2 separate regions of the Homo sapiens genome follow, and region 2 is linked to region 1. The links are chromatin loops, found by intact Hi-C in ENCODE. Cell type or tissue: transverse colon. All regions are shown on one strand. Links, peaks and the distances in the headings refer to the core of each region. The heading gives the core; the rest is flanking DNA.

What was found. Hi-C counts contacts between places; a loop is a spot of excess contacts. Peaks named below come from ENCODE experiments on the same cell type or tissue, not always from the same donor. Only the 100,000 strongest peaks of a DNase experiment are listed, where the experiment ranks them.
Region 2: it touches region 1 in a loop (2.0-fold over the local background); 6 of 110 quality-filtered maps call a loop at or near these places.

The regions. Positions count from the first base shown.
Region 1 is chr22:46,158,825-46,167,156 of GRCh38, reverse strand. The region is part of intron 2 of PPARA (peroxisome proliferator activated receptor alpha); the gene reads right to left. It overlaps LOC105373074 (a long non-coding RNA gene), which reads left to right. Exons shown (of 2, transcript XR_938315.3): 2 at 5,835-6,115. Among named protein-coding and RNA genes, the nearest start is that of PPARA, 12 kb to the right of the region's middle. In transverse colon, for the core only: no CTCF peak of the experiment used is centred there; a DNase peak (open chromatin) is centred at 4,736.
Region 2 is chr22:46,211,314-46,219,645 of GRCh38, reverse strand. PPARA (peroxisome proliferator activated receptor alpha) reads right to left here. Exons shown (of 9, transcript NM_005036.6): 5 at 4,313-4,473; 6 at 1,245-1,383. Among named protein-coding and RNA genes, the nearest start is that of CDPF1, 35 kb to the left of the region's middle. RefSeq lists an enhancer at 4,775-5,276. In transverse colon, for the core only: no CTCF peak of the experiment used is centred there; no DNase peak of the experiment used is centred there.

The DNA of each region.
Region 1 (8,332 bases), core at 135-8,134:
ATCATTTGTTGAAAAGATTATCTTTTCCCCACTTAAATGACTTGGCACTTTGCTGAAAATCAATTGACCATATATGTGTGGATCTATTTCTGGACTTGCTATTCTGTTCCATTCATCTAATGGTCTATTTTCATATCAATACCATACTGTCTTGATTACTGTAGCTTTATAATAATTCTTGAAATCATGTAGTCTAAGTCCTTCAACTGTGTTGTTCTTTTTCAAAGTTATTTTAGCAACTCTGGGTTCCTTGCATTTCCATATAAACTTTAGAATCAGGTTATCAAATTCTACAAGTAGGCATGCTGAGGTCTGATTCCGATTGCTTTGAATCTGTAGATCATTTTGGGAAAAGTCGCCATCCTAAGATACTGAGTCTTCTGATTCAAGAGCATGTTATAACTTGCCATTTATTTAGGTCTTTTAAAATTTCTCTCAGCAGTGTTTTGTAGATTACAGTGTACAGGCCTCGCGCATTTTATCTCTGAGCATTTCATAATTTTCATGCTTGATTACTGTTTTTTGTTTTTTTTTTTTTGAGATGGTAGTCTTGCTCTGTCACCCAGGCTAGAGTGCAGTGGCATGATCTCGGCTCACTGCAAGCTCTGCCTCCTGGGTTCAAGCAATTCTCCTGCCTCAGCCTCCCCAGTAACTGGGATTACAGGCGCCTGCCACCACATCCAGCTAATTTTTGTATTTTTAGTAGAGATGGGGTTTCACCATGTTGGCCAGGCTGGTCTCAAACTCCTGACCCCAAATGATCCACCTGCCTCAGCCTCCCAAAGTGCTGGGATTACAGGCATGAGCCACCACACCTGGCCTGATGTATCCACTTTTACAAAATGCCATGTGGGTTTATCACTGAGAGACAAAGAGTAGACAAAACCATATGCTTTGCAGTCTGTGCATGAAACTGACCGACAGATGCTCAGGGACCAATCACAGACTGACTTTGAGAGAAGTGACGCAATTGGCCAGTGATCATCATGCACATCTGTTATCTATACTGTGATTTGTAGGCTGGAGAACTGGCGGCAGAGCTTGTACTTTATACAGCACTCACAGTGTATATACCATGGGAGCTGGGATCTGATCTGTATTGTTGGGAGACCACTATAATTTAACTAAGCAGTGATAATTAATATTTTATTTTTAAAAATAGAGATGGGGTTCTATGTTGCCCAGGCCGGTCTCCAACTCCCAGACTCAAGCAATTCACCCGCCTTGGCCTCCCAAAGCGCTGGGATTACATGCATGAGCCACTGCAGCTGGCCACTGACTGAAATTTATGCATAAGGGAACTGTGCAAAGGGAGGAAAGCCTGCATTTGAAAAATTGTCCTTAAAAATAATTAGAGGCCTAGGATGAGGCTCTGTTCCTCCAGAAGGATATTCACTTGCTTCTGCCAGGCATTTGAGGTCCTTGCAATCTGAGATCACCTTAATCCAGTCTCAAGGACTGGGCGTAGCTAGAACTGGACTTCAGTCCTCGATTACGCTGATCCGTTTCCAGGTCACCTGTACTCCTGGGATGGAGCTTTTTTGGGTCCCAATCCAAAGTTTGGGATGTTTACCAGGGTCTTCCCTTCTAGCCCCTCAAAAGTGCCACTCAGGCTCTTAACTGCTTCTTTCATAAATTGGCCAACACCCCAGGGACACAATGGCCCCAAACATCAAGTTTCCATCTTCTCCAGACCATGGCCTGGCAGTTCTTCACTATCTTGTAAACTCTCCAATTCCTCCACATATGTTTAAAGATTCTGTCCACCTTTGCCAGTTAACTTCCAAACTACTGAGCCACTGTCAGAAATGCAGTTCCCTGGCTGGGCGCGGTGGCTCACACCTGTAATCCCAGCACTTTGGGAGGCCAAGGGCAGGCGGATCACCTGCGGTCAGGAGTTTGAGGCCAGCCTGGCTGACATGGCCAAATCCCATCTCTACTAAAAATACAAAAATTAGCCAGGTGTGGTGGCAGGCGCCTGTAGTCCCAGCTCCTCGGGAGGCTGATATGGGAGAATCACTTATACCCCGGAGGCAGAGGTTGCAGTGAGCCGAGATCATGGCATTGCACTCTAGCCTGGGCAACAGAGCGAAACTCTGTCTCAAATAAATAAATAAACAAATGAAAATAAATAAAAATGTAAAAAAAGAAATGGAGTTCCCCAACTTAACGTTCTCAAACCATCCCAAATTTATCAGCCCTACGTTTTGAAATAGCTACTCGTCTTATTATTTTTTTACTTCCATAGCTACAAAGAAGTAATTCTGTAATCTTCAATAAAATCCATAGACTGAATGAAATAGGAAAACAATTACATTTCTACCCTTAATGTTTTCCTCATATTCAGGCATTACCCAAATAATAACTTTCTCATTAAAACACTAATAAAATTTTCAAACAGAAAACTGTCACCTTTTAATAAGCACAAGGGTGTAGATTTAAGTGGAGAGGAAGGCTTCATTAAATACCTCCTATGCTGGGCCACCTTCTAGCAGCTGAGGGTGCAGCCATGGAGAAAACAGAGAAACACCTCTGTCGTCATGGAGCTGCCATTCTAGGGAGGGGAGACAGGTGGGAAACAGACAAATCAAGAAAGCATGTACTGGCCGGGTGCAGTGGCTCATGCCTGTAATCCCAGCACTTTGGGAGGCCGAGGCTGGCGGATCACCTGAGGTCAGGAGTTCAAGACCAGCTTGGCCAACATAGCGAAAACCTGTCTCTACTAAAAATACAAAAATTAGCAAGGCATGGTGGTGGACACCTGTAATCTCAGCTACTCAGGAGGCTGAGGCAGTAGAATGGCTTGAACCCTGGAAGCGGAGGTTGCAGTGAGCTGAGATCGTGCCATTGCACTCCAGCCTGGGCAACAAGAGTGAAACTCTGTCTCAAAAAAAAAAAAAATTACTGTATGTAAATTATATCTTAATAAACCCGACTTTATTTATTTTGAGGCAGAATCTCACTCTTGTCACCCAGGCTGGAGTGGCGCGATCTCGGCTCACTGCAGCCTCCCTAGTTCAAGGGTTTCTCCTGCCTCAGCCTCCTGAGTAGCTGGGATTACAGGCGCCCACCACCACGCCCAGGTAATTTTTTTTGTAGTTTTAGTAGAGACAAGGTTTCACCATGTTGGCCAGGCTGGTCTTGAACTCCTGACCTCATGTGATCCGCCCGCCTCAGCCTCCCAAAGTGCTGGGATTACAAGCGTGAGCCACCGCACTCGGTCAACCTGACTTTAAAAAACACCAATACAAACCCTCAAACCCACCTCCATGGCCTGGTTTCTTGGGAATTAATAGAGAGTGGGGGGTCCGTCGTGGAAGGCTGGCGGGACACATCCTTGTCACTCCCATGGGGGAAAGCAGTGTGGGCGACTTCTCCAAGGACATCAGGGAGCCAGCCCTGCTTTCACTTGATGCAGCGGGGCCCAGGAGCCCCGGGCAGGATGTGGCTGTCTCCCTCCCCACCGCCCTGGCTGGGCAAAGCATGACGTGGCTGCCCTGGAAGGCACAGACCACTCATGTCACGTCGTCCTGGGAAAGGGGCTTCGAGAAAGGCCTGCATTTGTCTAGGGAATCATCTACCTCTCATTTCTATCAAACCAAATGGAGTCAAGCTCGCCACAGCCAGGAGCCTGCTCTTCCCGCTTATGTGACTGTGGTGAAATCGTGAGCATGAGGGCTCATTTGCTTTTCAGGCTAGAACTATCAGTGACGGAGCAAAGGCTGAAGCCACAACTAAGCAGGCAGTGTATCTTCAATATAGGTCATTAGATGTATGATTAGAGTTAATAATCACCTAGGATTTAAATTCTGCTAACCTATGTGGGTCACAAGGAGTTTAACTTGAGCGCTTAATGCCTTTAAGATCATAATCAGGAGAACTAAAATGAGCTCTTGAGTTTCTTGGATAATTTGTATTCACTCTTTCCTCCCCCTGGACTTGGTTCTTTAGTGAAAGGAAATTCCGAAGTTTAAAGACAACGACATCTGGAGCCGCACATTCCGTTCACTGGCAGGTGCTGCACACACGCCCCTGCGACCTCCGTGACCCTCTGTCCCCGCTCTTTCCCCTCTGCAGGCTGCTCTCAGTTTCCCTCCGTGCCTCTCCTTGAAGCTGGGAGTCTGCCAGTTATGCGATGCAGTGGTTGGTAGTGGCAGGGAATCATGCCTGCTGTTTTCCACAGCAGGACAGTGCCTGGCACGCAGTACGTGCTCAGTAAATATTTGCTGAATAAATACATGAACTGAGGAATGAATGACTGACATATGCCCCTAATAGCTGCTCAAGTGAAGGCAGAATTCATCAAATCAGAGTGACTCAAATGCCATAGGTTATCTGAAGGACAAAACTCCTGCCTCTAGTTTGGGGGAGCAGCAAGGAAGGCTTCAGGAAGGAGGTGGCATTTAAAACTTGAGGTATCTCAACCGGTGGGTACCCGGCAGGAGCCACAGGCTCCCAGAGCCAGTCCTGAAGCACCTACCAGCAAGAGGCTCCGGGTTCAACCATGAGTGATGAGCCAAGGACTCTGGCCTCACGGGGTCTCAGGGAGAGCCACTGTCACCAAGCCATCACTTGAATAAACACTGCCTGAGTGCACGAAAGGAAAAGCACCAGGTGTTACAAGTACCTGCATCAGCATACAACCCCAGCAGGTGGTTCAGGGAGCCTTCCCTAAGAGTGAGTTTAAGCTGAGGTCTCAAAGGTAGAGGTCACAGGGGTGCGGCGGGGTATGAGGGTAAGGGAGTGTGTCTCCGGCACGCCCAGTGCACGAGAAGAACCAGAAGGGGTTTGTGTAGACAGCGTGTCGGTCAGTCCCTGGAATGTCAGGGCCATGCCCTCCTATCAACCTCTCATCCCATAAACATTGGATGGATGGGACAACATTAAGATGGGAGAGGCAATGATAAGCAAGGAAGCACCTACCAAGCTCACACTACCTGCCAGGTGCAGCAATCCAGAGAAACCCTAGCATGCACCCCTCTTGTAGCTGAGGGAAACTGAGCCACAGGCCAGCTGAAAAATCTGTCTGCATCTGAGAGCTGCTAAGTGGTGGGTGAGGACCCTACACCTTGTCCTGCCTTTGATGTCCCCCACCCAGCCCTAGCAGGAGGCTGGCAACTGAGACCGAAAAGGGTCGCCAGGGTGAGGGGAGGGGAAAACGCAGGACAGCTCAGAATCAGACACACTGAGGGCGAGGGCCTCCGGGAGGGCCCAGGTGACATCTGGAAGGCGGGTGGGTGACAGGTTTCAAGCTCACAAAGGTGATGGTGACGTACAGGGGGCCTCGTGGAGCCAGAGGGGGTGGGGGCATCCAGAAAAGCGCAGGGACCAAACGCTAGCGCGGAAAAGGGAACGCCACTGAGGGCTCTGAGGAAGTCGCACACACACAGTCGGAAAGTCCACATCTGCTCACCTGGTCCTTTGGTGATTTAACTTCACGTGTATAAAAATGATACCTGGTGGATGGATGTGTTACACCTTAGGCTAGAATCTCATCTTTTTCTCTCTCAGAAGAAATTAATTCCTTTTCTGAGTTCTAATTTTTATTTATTTATTTATTTACTTATTATTTTTGAGATGGAGTCTCGCTGTTGCCAGGCTGGAGTGCAGTGGCACAATCTTGGTTCACTGCAGCCTCCGCCTCCCGGGTTCAAGTGATTCTCCTGCCTCAGCCTCCCGAGTAGCTGGGACTACAGCCATACCATGCCCAGCTAAATTTTGTATTTTTAGTAGAGACGGGGTTTCACCATGTTGGCCAGGCTGGTCTCGATCTCTTGACCTCGTGATCCACTCACCTGAATTCTAATTTTTAATTGTTCCTTCTTGTCTTTCAGAGGCTTCCTCCTTGAAGAGTCTACAACAGACCTGATACCATAATTGGGCACACATCCTTCTGAAATTCCTTCTAGAAAATGATTTAATCTACTAAGAAAGCCCACATTTGAATTCATTCATTCCAAAAAGAGTCTCCATCCACTTCCTAGGTTTTGAGCTCTTTTTATGAGTCCATGGAAGCTGCCGTGGTTTTCTCTGAGTCCATGGCCATATTTTCCCTCTGGGTTCTTGTTTCTTTTAAGTCTTATACCTCTATTAGTATTAAAGATCATCAGCTGTGCTTGAGTGTGGTTAAATATTCACTTTCACTTAGACTTCTGACCTAGACACTAACAGCCAACCTTGCTAGATTCATCTAAGTAAAGGGAATGCAACAGGAAAAAAAGCCAATAATTTTTGGTTTCCAGAGTGAAAGAAAAATACTGGGCTGGACATCATGAATCACACCTGTAATCCCAACACTTTGGGAGGCCAAGGCGGACAGATCACTTGAGCCCAGGAGTTTGAGACTAGCTGAACATGGCTAAACCCCATCTCTACAAAAAACACAAAATCTAGTTGGGTGTGGTGGTGTGCACCTGTAGTCCCAGCTGCTCAGGAGGCTGAGGAGGGAGGATTGCTTGAGCCAGAGAGGTGGAGGTTGCAGTGAGCTGAGATCACACCACTGCACTCCAGCCTGGTGACAGAGTGAGATCCTGTCAAGAAATAAATAAACAAACAATATTGGGCCAGGTGCGGTGGCTCACGCCTGTAATCCCAGCACTTTGGGAGGCTGCAGAGGGCGGATCATGAGGCCGGGAGTTTGAGACCAGCCTGGCCAACGTGGTGAAACCCCATCTCTACTAAAAATACAACAATTTAGCCAGGCATGGTGGCGCGTGCCTGTAGTACCAGCTATGTAGGAGGCTGAGGCAGGAGAATCGCTTGAACCCAGGAGGCAGAGATTGCAGTGAGCTGAGATCGCACCACTGCACTCCGGCCTGGGTGACAGAGCGAGACTCCATCTCAAAAACAAACAAACGAACACCAATATAGATTTCTTATATTGGCATCCTGCTAAATACTCTTCACATTCTCTGTTCCCACGTGAAGCCTGGGACTTTGAAGGCATTGCTACTGCTCTGAATTGAAAGCTTCCACTTACAGCTTTCTGCTGGAAAGATCCCCGCCAGCTGCCACCCTTAGCTGGGAATGGGAGCCTGCTCCTCTGGGTTCAGTGCACCAGCCCTGGATCCGCACTTCCCAGCCCTTCGCTGGCGGTTCAAGACTGTGGTTTTCAGGCTGCTGCAGTGGTGGTCGGCGTCTTCCAGTCACAGCTTGTGATCGGAATCTCTGTCCCTACACTACTTCTGGGTGTACACACCTTCTTCCCTGGGTCTGGAAACCTCTCTCTTGGCTTCGGAGGAATTCACTAGGCACCCACAACCCACCCTCAGTGTCATTAGTCATCACTTGTCACGCAAGTTCTTTGAACGCTGTTAGTGCCAGCTTTTTCTCTCAAGGATCCTTGGCTTCAAACACATTTAAATACCCTCTCCCCTTCATGCCTCTCATTTTCCAAAGCCTTCTTCCCAGGATAGCCCTCTCCTTTGAGTCCCACCTTCAAGATCTTCGCATAATTGAACTTAAAAAATTCCCTCTTTCAGAACACCTTGCTGAATAGACTAGACTAGGCTTCTTTTTATGATTTGAGTATTACAACAATTGAGTGCCTTCCTTTCTGGAAAAGGCTAACAAAGCGAGTTTTTCTAAGGAAAGAAGAGAATGAAAATCGCGTTCTAAACTTTTGTGCACTTCTGATTGCTTGCTTGTGAATCACAGGGAAGCCGTGCAGAGATGGGAAGCCCAACCTCCCTTGCCTGTATCTGGTGACAGGTTCTGTAACAGTTGTCAAAGTGGGGGGAAAAAAACGACAATCGTACAACTCAAGCAAAATACGCTGCTTCACAAATTGTAAAGTCCAAGGACACTGTCAACAGGTCAAATACTGCCCTGCTTGTTTCTATTACAAAAAACTTTTACATACTAAGAGATGATTCCAATTTAAAGCACATTTCTAACTTCTCTGAGCATTTTTTTCTTTAAACATCATTTGTGTTAATTTCATCCCCAATGCACAGATAGAACAGAAGCCAGGTGTGGTGGCTCATGCCTGTAATCCCAGTACTTAGGGTGGCTGAGGCGGGCAGATCACTTCAGGTCAGGAGTTTGAGACCCAGCCTGGCCAACATGGTGAAAGCCCGTCTCCACTAAAAAATACAAAAATTAGCCGGGCGTGGTGGCACATGCCTACAATCCCAGCTTCTCAGGAGGCTGAGGTAGGAGAACCACTGGAACCCCGGAGGCAGAGGTTGCAGTGAGCCGAGATCACGCCAGTGCACTCCAGCCTGGGCAGCAGAGCGAGACTCCAGCCTCAACACCCCCGACAAAAAAAAGAGACACTATCCCAGTTGTCAAGCTGCCTCATAAAATGAGCTAAAATGAGACTGCAGTCTAG
Region 2 (8,332 bases), core at 212-8,211, 52 kb before region 1:
ACTCAAACTCCATACACTGTAGATGTTTAAACAGGTGCAGGCTGAAGGTGACACCATCGTTAACAGGTGCAGGCTGAAGGTGACACCATCGTTCGTCTCATTAGTAGGGTGCACACCACTATCAGGTGCATCATCAACCTTTGAGTGAAGGAGGTGAACGGGGCTTCGGGATGAGTTTATATAATAACTGCTTCTTTTTCCAGAAGGTAGACATGCAACTCTTATGAACGACTTACATTCACATCACAATTAGCATGTTCTGAAACTATTAAATGATTGGCTAGAAGGAAATTCATAACGTGGTGAGATGTTTGAGGTGGTACACCCTTCCTATGGACGAGGTGAACATTCTGTCATTTTGGTGCCTTCCACTTGGTTTTTCGATTCTGTATCAAAGTCTTACCACTGAAGTTTCTAACAGCGAGTCCAATGCACCACTGAATCTCAGCTATTTGAGACTTTTTCTTTTTTTTTCTTTTTTTTTGAGACGGAGTCGCACTCTGTCGCCCAGGCTGGAGTGCAGTGGTGCGATCTCAGCTCACTGCAACCTCCGCCTCCCGGGTTCAAGCTATTCTCCTGTCTCATCCTCCCAAGTAGCTGGGATTACAGGTGTGCACTACCATGCCCAGCTAATTTTTGTATTTTTATTAGAGACGGGGTTTTGCCATGTTCGCCAGGCTGGTCTCAAACTCCTGACCTCAAGTGATCCACCCGCCTCGGCCTCCAAAGTGCTGGGATTACAGGTGTGAACCACCGCACCTGGGAGACTTTTATTTTCTTTCTTTCTTTCTTTTTCTTTTTTTTTTTTTTGTGAGACGGAATCTCCCTCTGTCGCCCAGGCTGGAGTGCAGTGGCGCAATCTCAGCTCACTGCAACCTCCGCCTCCCGGGTTCAAGCGATTCTTCTGCCTCAGCCTCCCGAGTAGCTGGGACTACAGGCATGTGCCACCACACCCAGCTAATTTTTGCATTCTTAGTAGAGACGGGGTTTCACCATATTGGCCAGGCTGGTCTCAAACTCCTGACCTGAGGTGATCCACCCACCTCAGCCTCCCAAAGTGCTGGGATTACAGGCGTGAACCACCGCGCCTGGGCGACTTTTATTTTCTTAGGCCACTCTGATTACAAAATGACTTGGGTGTGAAATGTTGAAGCACATTCATCCATAGCTTGATCTGTTCCCTTGGAGCAAGGAAGGGGAACTGAGGAACGAACTGGGAAAATGTGCAGGGCCACCTTACCTACCGTTGTGTGACATCCCGACAGAAAGGCACTTGTGAAATCGACAATACTGGCATTTGTTTCTGTTCTTTTTCTGGATCTTGCAGCTGCGGTCGCACTTGTCATACACCAGCTTGAGTCGAATCGTTCGCCGAAAGAAGCCCTGTGAGGGTAATACACAGTGGATTTAAAGACCTGGGCCACTGAGAAACCAGCGCACTTGCTTTACTCACCTTTTTTGTTGCTCATTTATTGTTTCTTTTTAAATGAACAAAATTTAGAGAAAAGTTATTCCAGGCCAGGCATGGTGATCATGCCTGTAATCCCAGCACTTTAGGAGGCTGAGGCGGGTGGATCACCTGAGGTCAGGAGTTCGAGACCAGCCTAGCCAACATGGTGCAACCCTGTCTCTACTAAAAATACAAAAATTAGCCGGGCATGGTGATGTAAGTCTGTAGTCCCAGCTACTCAGGAGGCTGAGGTAGGACAATCACTTGAACCCAGGAGGCGGAGGTTGCAGTGAGCTGAGATTGTGCCACTGCACTCCAGCCTGCGCGACAGAGTGAGACTCCATCTCAAAAAAAAAAAAAAAAAAAAAAAAAAAAAGAAAGAAATAGTTCTTCTAAGAAGTCTGGAATGATTAGGACAAATACAGAACTTTAAATGTCGTTACATTTAATGTGAAAAACAATAAAATGAGGCAGCATTCGAAGTCATTTCAAAATGCCCTCATCTGACTTGGGAAAACACAATTATAGTTTTCCAAAGAGTTACTCAGCCTTGTTACAATGTATATGAATGTAACTATCCCCAGCATTGTGACATTTCCATATTTGTGACTAAAGACTTTCTAAGAATTTTTGTAAGAGTATATTAACTCCCTCAAAGACAAAAATTATAATAAAAGGAAGCCAGCTGTTTGTAAACAATTTTCTTGCTTTGTAAAAGCATCTTAAACTCTACCCAGCAAGAAACAATGTTACTAAATAGTCCATAAAAAACAAAACTAAATGAATAATTAATCATGGCCCTAAGGAAAAGGCCACTTTATAAGGAGCTTTTTCAAAGGTATATGGTTAGAAAACATGCGAAGGAGTTCATTTTTGCTTTGGGTTCTTTTTTCTCTTTGCTTTTAAGTCATTCTTCTATATTTTTGCCACAGTGGGTCTGCTTGGCCCGCGGGAGAGGGACAGCAGTGTGCAGGGGAATGTGAGAGGCAGGCTGACGTCTTCATAATGTCCTTACCTAGGCTTGCACAGTGGGGAGGCTGAGGAACGCATGGGGTTAGAATGGGAAGGGTGGGGAGACAGGCTTCTAGACAGCAGAGTGCCACAGTGTCCTGGCTGTGAGGTTCTCCCTGTGGCCCAGGCCTCTGAGGCCAGGCCTGGCTCAGGGCAGAATGCTGGTGTTCCAAGATGGTACATTGTGCCAGAAAGGCGGTGGCATTTTCCAAGTTAGTGAACACCTGCAGCGTGCACCGTGAGAAGGGATTTCTGATTCAAACCAAACATTCAGATGATGATCTCCCACATATCACGTACATAAGGCGCCAGACTTGAGCACGTCTGTGCAACCCTAAAGGGACGCTGCTACAGGAGCTCTCCTCATCACCACGCTGACAAACACGGAAGGGCCACCAGTCCAGCTGGCAGCATGCAGGACAACAGGGCCTGCCTTCATGCACTCCTGGCCCAGGTCACATCTGTTTAGGGCAGGCTGAGCCAGCAGGAGGATGAAGATGCACAGGGGGTTCCTGTCGCTTGAATCAGGTGGAGAAGCCCCTGATGTGCAGGAAGGAACTGCTGGGGAGCAGGAGCAGCCAGTCTCTGGTTCCAGTCCCTGCTGCTGGGGGCTGTGGGACCCTAAGCAAGATACTCTGTGTCTCTGATGGCCAATTTCCCTGGCAGGAGCATGAGAACACCTGCCCCACCTGGCCTTCAGGGAGGCTCCAGAGATCAACGGTAACAGCTCTCTGTCTTGTATTCGAATGAAGTGATGTTCTTAATGTGGCTTATTTTCTTTTCTCTCTTTTTTTTTTTTTTGAGATGAAGTTTTACTCTTGTCGCCTAGGCTGGAGTGAAATGGCTCGATCTCAGCTCACTGCAACCTCCGCCTCCTGAGTTCAAGCAATTCTCCTGCTTCAGCCTCCCAAGTAGCTGGGATTACAGGCACCCACCACCACACCTGGCTAATTTTTGTATTTTTAGTAGAGACAGGGTTTCACCATGTTGGCCAGGCTGGTCTTGAACTCCTGACCTCAGGTGATCCAGCCGCCTCGGCCTCCCAAAGTGCTGAGATTATAGGCGTGAGCCACTGCACCCGGTCCAATGTGACTTATTTTCTTTTAAAGAATGCACTTCTCTAAGTATTTACAAAGCACAGAGGAACCATTTGTCCTAGACTCTCTAAAGCAGCAATCCCCAACCTTTTTGCCACCAGGGACCGGTTTCATGGAAGACAATTTTTCCACAGATGGGGGTGGGGAGGGATAGTTTCAGGATGAAAGTGTTCCACCTTGGAACATCAAGTATTAGATTCTCATAAGGGGCGTACAAGCTAGATTCCTCAAATACGCAGTTCACAACAGGGCTTACGCTCTCAGGGGTTCTGTGCTATAAAGAGAGGCTAATCTATCACTGAGGTCAGTTTCTTTTTCTTTTTCTTTTTTTCTTTCTTTTTTTTTAAGATGGAGTCTCACTCTTGTTGCCCAGGCTGGAGTGCAGTGGCGCAATCTTGGCTCACTGCAACCTCTGGCTCCTGGGTTCAAGCAATTCTCCTGTCTTTGCCTCTCGAGTAGCTGGGCTTACAGGCGCCCACCACCACGCCTGGCTAATTTTTTTTGGTATTTTTAGTAGAGACAGGGTTTCATCATGTTGGCCAGGCTGGTATCGAACTCCTGATCTCAGGTGATCCACCCATCTCGGTCTCCCAAAGTGCTGGAATTATAGGCATGAGATACCGCGCCTGGCCTGAAGTCAGTTTCTTATCCGGGACTTTCTGCAATCTCTCAGTAATGACTGCCATTTGCTATAAAAGTGACCATAAGTAGTTGATGGTGGCGGCCACCAGGCCCTGTTCCAGCTCCCCTCTACCTTGCAGCCTTCACACGCGTGGACTCCGTAATGATAGCCTGAGGCCTTGTCCCCGCAGATTCTACATTCGATGTTCAATGCTCCACTGGGAGACTCGTCCACGCTGCCGGGGACCACAGGATAAGTCACCGAGGAGGGGCTCGAAGCTGGTGAAAGCGTGTCTGGGGAAAAAGAGGAGAGACGGATGAATAGTCCAGGCATCACTATCCTGTGTCTGAACCGGGTCTATGAGGATGTGATTTCGCATACGAGGCTTCTAGTGCTGAGGCATAAACCTCAGAACACCCATGCGGGGCCGGGCCCTGCCTCTGGGTCACACCCTCTTGCACTCCTACAGCTGCCATTGTGCTGTGCTCCCAAAGCCAGCATGCTCGCTCTCACTGCTGCTGAGCTGACCCCGAGCTCCGGACCCACACACCTCAGATCACACATCCCTGGACCCGCACATCTCCGCCCCGCATATCTCCGGGCCCGCGCGTCTCCCATCCACACATCCCGCCCCGCACATCTCCTCATTCCCACATCTTCGATCTGAGCATCTCCGATCCACACATCTCCGCCCCGCGCATCTCCGGACCTGCACATCTCCCATCCACACATCTTCAGATTTGCACATCTTTGGACCCGCACATCTCTGGACCCACGCATCTCCGGACCCGCGCGTCTCCGGACCCGTGGATCCCCGGACCTGGGCATCTCCGATCAGCTCATCTTTGCTCTGCTCTGCACATCTCCAGACCCGCACATCTCCGGACCCCCACATCTCTGGACCCCCGCATCTCCTGACCCCCCAACATCTCCTGATCCACACATCTCCGCTCTGCACATTTCCGGACCCGCGCATCTCCGATTCGCCCATCTCCTGATCTGCGCATCTCCGGACCCACGCATCTCCTAGCCCTCCACATCTCCGATCCGCACATCTCGGGACTGGCACTTCTCCTGATCCGCACATTTCCTCCGGACCCCCACATTTCCGATCTGCACCTCTGGGTACGCGCACATCTCCGGACCCACACATCGGACCCGCACATCTCGGGCCCGCACATCTCCGCTGCACACATCTCCAGACCTGCACATCTATGGGCCCGCGCCTTGCCATACCGCCCATACCTCACCCTGCAGGACTCCCCATGCCCCCGCACTGACAGTGCCACGCAGAACTCGTTTTGTTTGCTTCCTTTCTTCCAGTTCTTCCGCAATTGTTAACTCAGTAAATGGCACCAGAATACAGTATAAAAATCTGTGTGGGCAACACCAAATGCACAATCCATGAAAGAGAAAATATAAGTTGGAATCTATGAAAGCTAATGAAACCTTCTGCTCTGCAAAAGACATTGCTAAGAAAATTAAAGACAAGCCACAGACTGGGAGAAAATATTTTCAATACACATGTGGTAATATACAAAGAGGTCTTAAAACAAACAACTCAATTGAAAAATGGGGGCTAGGCGTGGTGGCTCACGCCTGTAATCCCAGCACTTTGGGAGGCCGGAGCAAGCGGATCACGAGGTCAGGACATCAAGACCATCCTGGCTAACACGGTGAAACTCCGTCTCTACTAAAAACACAAAAAAATTAGCCGGGCGTGGTGGGGGCGCCTGTAGTCCCAGCTACTCGGGAGGCTGAGGCAGGAGAATGGCGTGAACCCAGGAGGCGGAGCTTGCAGTGAGCCAAGATCGCACCAATGCACTCCAGCCTGGGTGACAGAGCGAGACTTCATCTCAAAAAAAAAAGAAAAGAAAAAAAAAAGAAAAAGTTAGCTTGCCATGGTGGTGCGTGCCTGTAGTCCCAGCTACTTGGGAGGCTGAGGCAGGGGAATCGCTTGGACCCGGGAGGCAAAGGTTGTAGTGAGCTGAGATTGTGCCACTGCACTCCAGCCTGGCGACAGAGCAAGACTCCGTATCAAAAGGAAAAAAAAAAAAAAAAAGAAAGAAAATGGGCAAAAGATCTGAACATCTGAACAGTCACTTCAGCAAGGACGATATACAGATGGCAAGTAAGCATATGAAACAATGCTCAGCATGATATGTCATCGGGGCACTGAGAATGAGAACAACAATGTGGTGTCACCACACACCTACTAGGATGACTAAAATCCACAAAACTGACATCATCAAATCTGGTGAGGATGTGGAGCAACAGGAACCCCCATTCATTGCTGGTGGGAATGCAACATGAGACAGCCCCCTTGGAGGACATTCTGGCAGTTTCTGACAAAGCAAAGCAGTTTTACTGTATGATGGAATCACACTCTTAGGTATTTGTCCAACTGATTTGAAAACTTCTGTCCACACAAAACCTACACATGTATACAGCAGTTTATTCTTTTTCTTTTTGGGACAGAGTCTCACTCTGTCACCCAGGCTGGAGTGGAGTGGCACGATCTCAGCTCACTGCAACCTCTGCCTCCAGGTTCAAGTGATTCTCCTGCCTCAGCCTTCCAAGTAGCTGGGATTACAGGTGCCCATTACCACGCCCGGCTAATTTTTGTATTTTTAGTAGAGACAGCGTTTCACCATGTTGGCCAGGCTGGTCTCAAACTCCTGACCTCAAGTGATCTGCCCGCCTTGGCCTCCCAAAATGCTGGGATTACAGGTGTGAGCCACTGTGCATGGCCAGCTTTATTAATTGCCAAAAATTGGAAGCAACCAAGATGCCCTTAGATAGGTGAATAGATATACAAACTGTGGTACAAACAGACAGTGGGAACTCATTCAGTGTAAAAAGAAATGAGATATCAAGCCATGGAAAGACATGGATGACTCTTAAATGCATATTGCTATGAAAGAAGTCAGTCTGAAAAGGCTACATACTATATGATTTCAAATTCATGGCGTTCTGGAAAAGGCAAAATTATAGCAATGGTAAAAAGAACCATTTCTGAGCTGGCTGGGGGTGGGAGAGGCAGGGTTGAATAGGTGAAGCATGGGGTTTTTTGATGTGGTGAAACTATTCATATGAAAATCTAACAGTGGTCTGGGCACGGTAGCTCATGCCTGTCATCCCAGCACTTTGGGAGGCCGAGGCTGGCAGATAACTTGAGCTCAGGAGTTTGAGACCAGCCTGGGCAACATGGTGAAACCCTATCTTTACAAAAAATACAAAAATTTGCTGGGCTCAGCGGTGTGCACCTGTAATCCCAGCTACTTGGGAGGCTGAGGTGGGAGGATCACCTGAGCCCTGGGAGGCTGAGGCTACAGTGAGCTGAGATTATGCTGCCACTGTACTCCAGCCTGGGTGTCACAGTGAGACCTCCATCAAAGGAGAGGAGAGGAGAAGAGAGGAGAGGGAAAGAGAAAGAAAGAAAAGGAAAGGAGAGGAAAGGAAAGGAAGGAGAGAGACCGGGTGTGGTGGCTCACGCCTGTAATCCCAACACTTTGGGAGGCCGAGGTAGGTGGATCACAAGGTCAGGAGTTCGAGACCAGCCTGGCCCACATAGTGAAACATCGTCTTTTGTATTTTGTAAAAATACAAAAAGTTAGCCAGGGGTGGTGGTGCGTGCCTGTAGTCCCAGCTACTCGGGAAGCTGAGGCAGCAGAATGGCTTGAACCCAGGAGACGGAGGTTGTAGTGAGCCGAGATTGTGCCACTGCACTCCAGCCTGGGTGACAGAGCAAGACAAGAAGGCGAGAAAGCAAGAAAGAGAGAGAAGGAAAATGTAGTGGTGGATACATGACACTACGCATTTGTGAAAACCCACAGAACTTTATAGTTCAGATTGAACCTAATGTGTGCAAATAAAACAAAAATAACTTAGGAGGTTGGAGGATCCCAGGGTGAAATGCAGAATGTAACAAAACAATCTAACTGTGCTACGAATGTAGGAAACAATCTCAGGGGAAAAAGTGGGTGCAGGTGCGGAAAGGCGCTGCACCGAATAATTTGGAATGATTGGAATCTGTAAGACTAAAGGCAAAAGGATCTGGCTGTAAACACTGTGCTCTAGCTGATGGAGTTTTTTTCCCACAGGGTGTGGGTTAACAGTTCTGATACCACTGTGCAGGTATACTGAAAATGA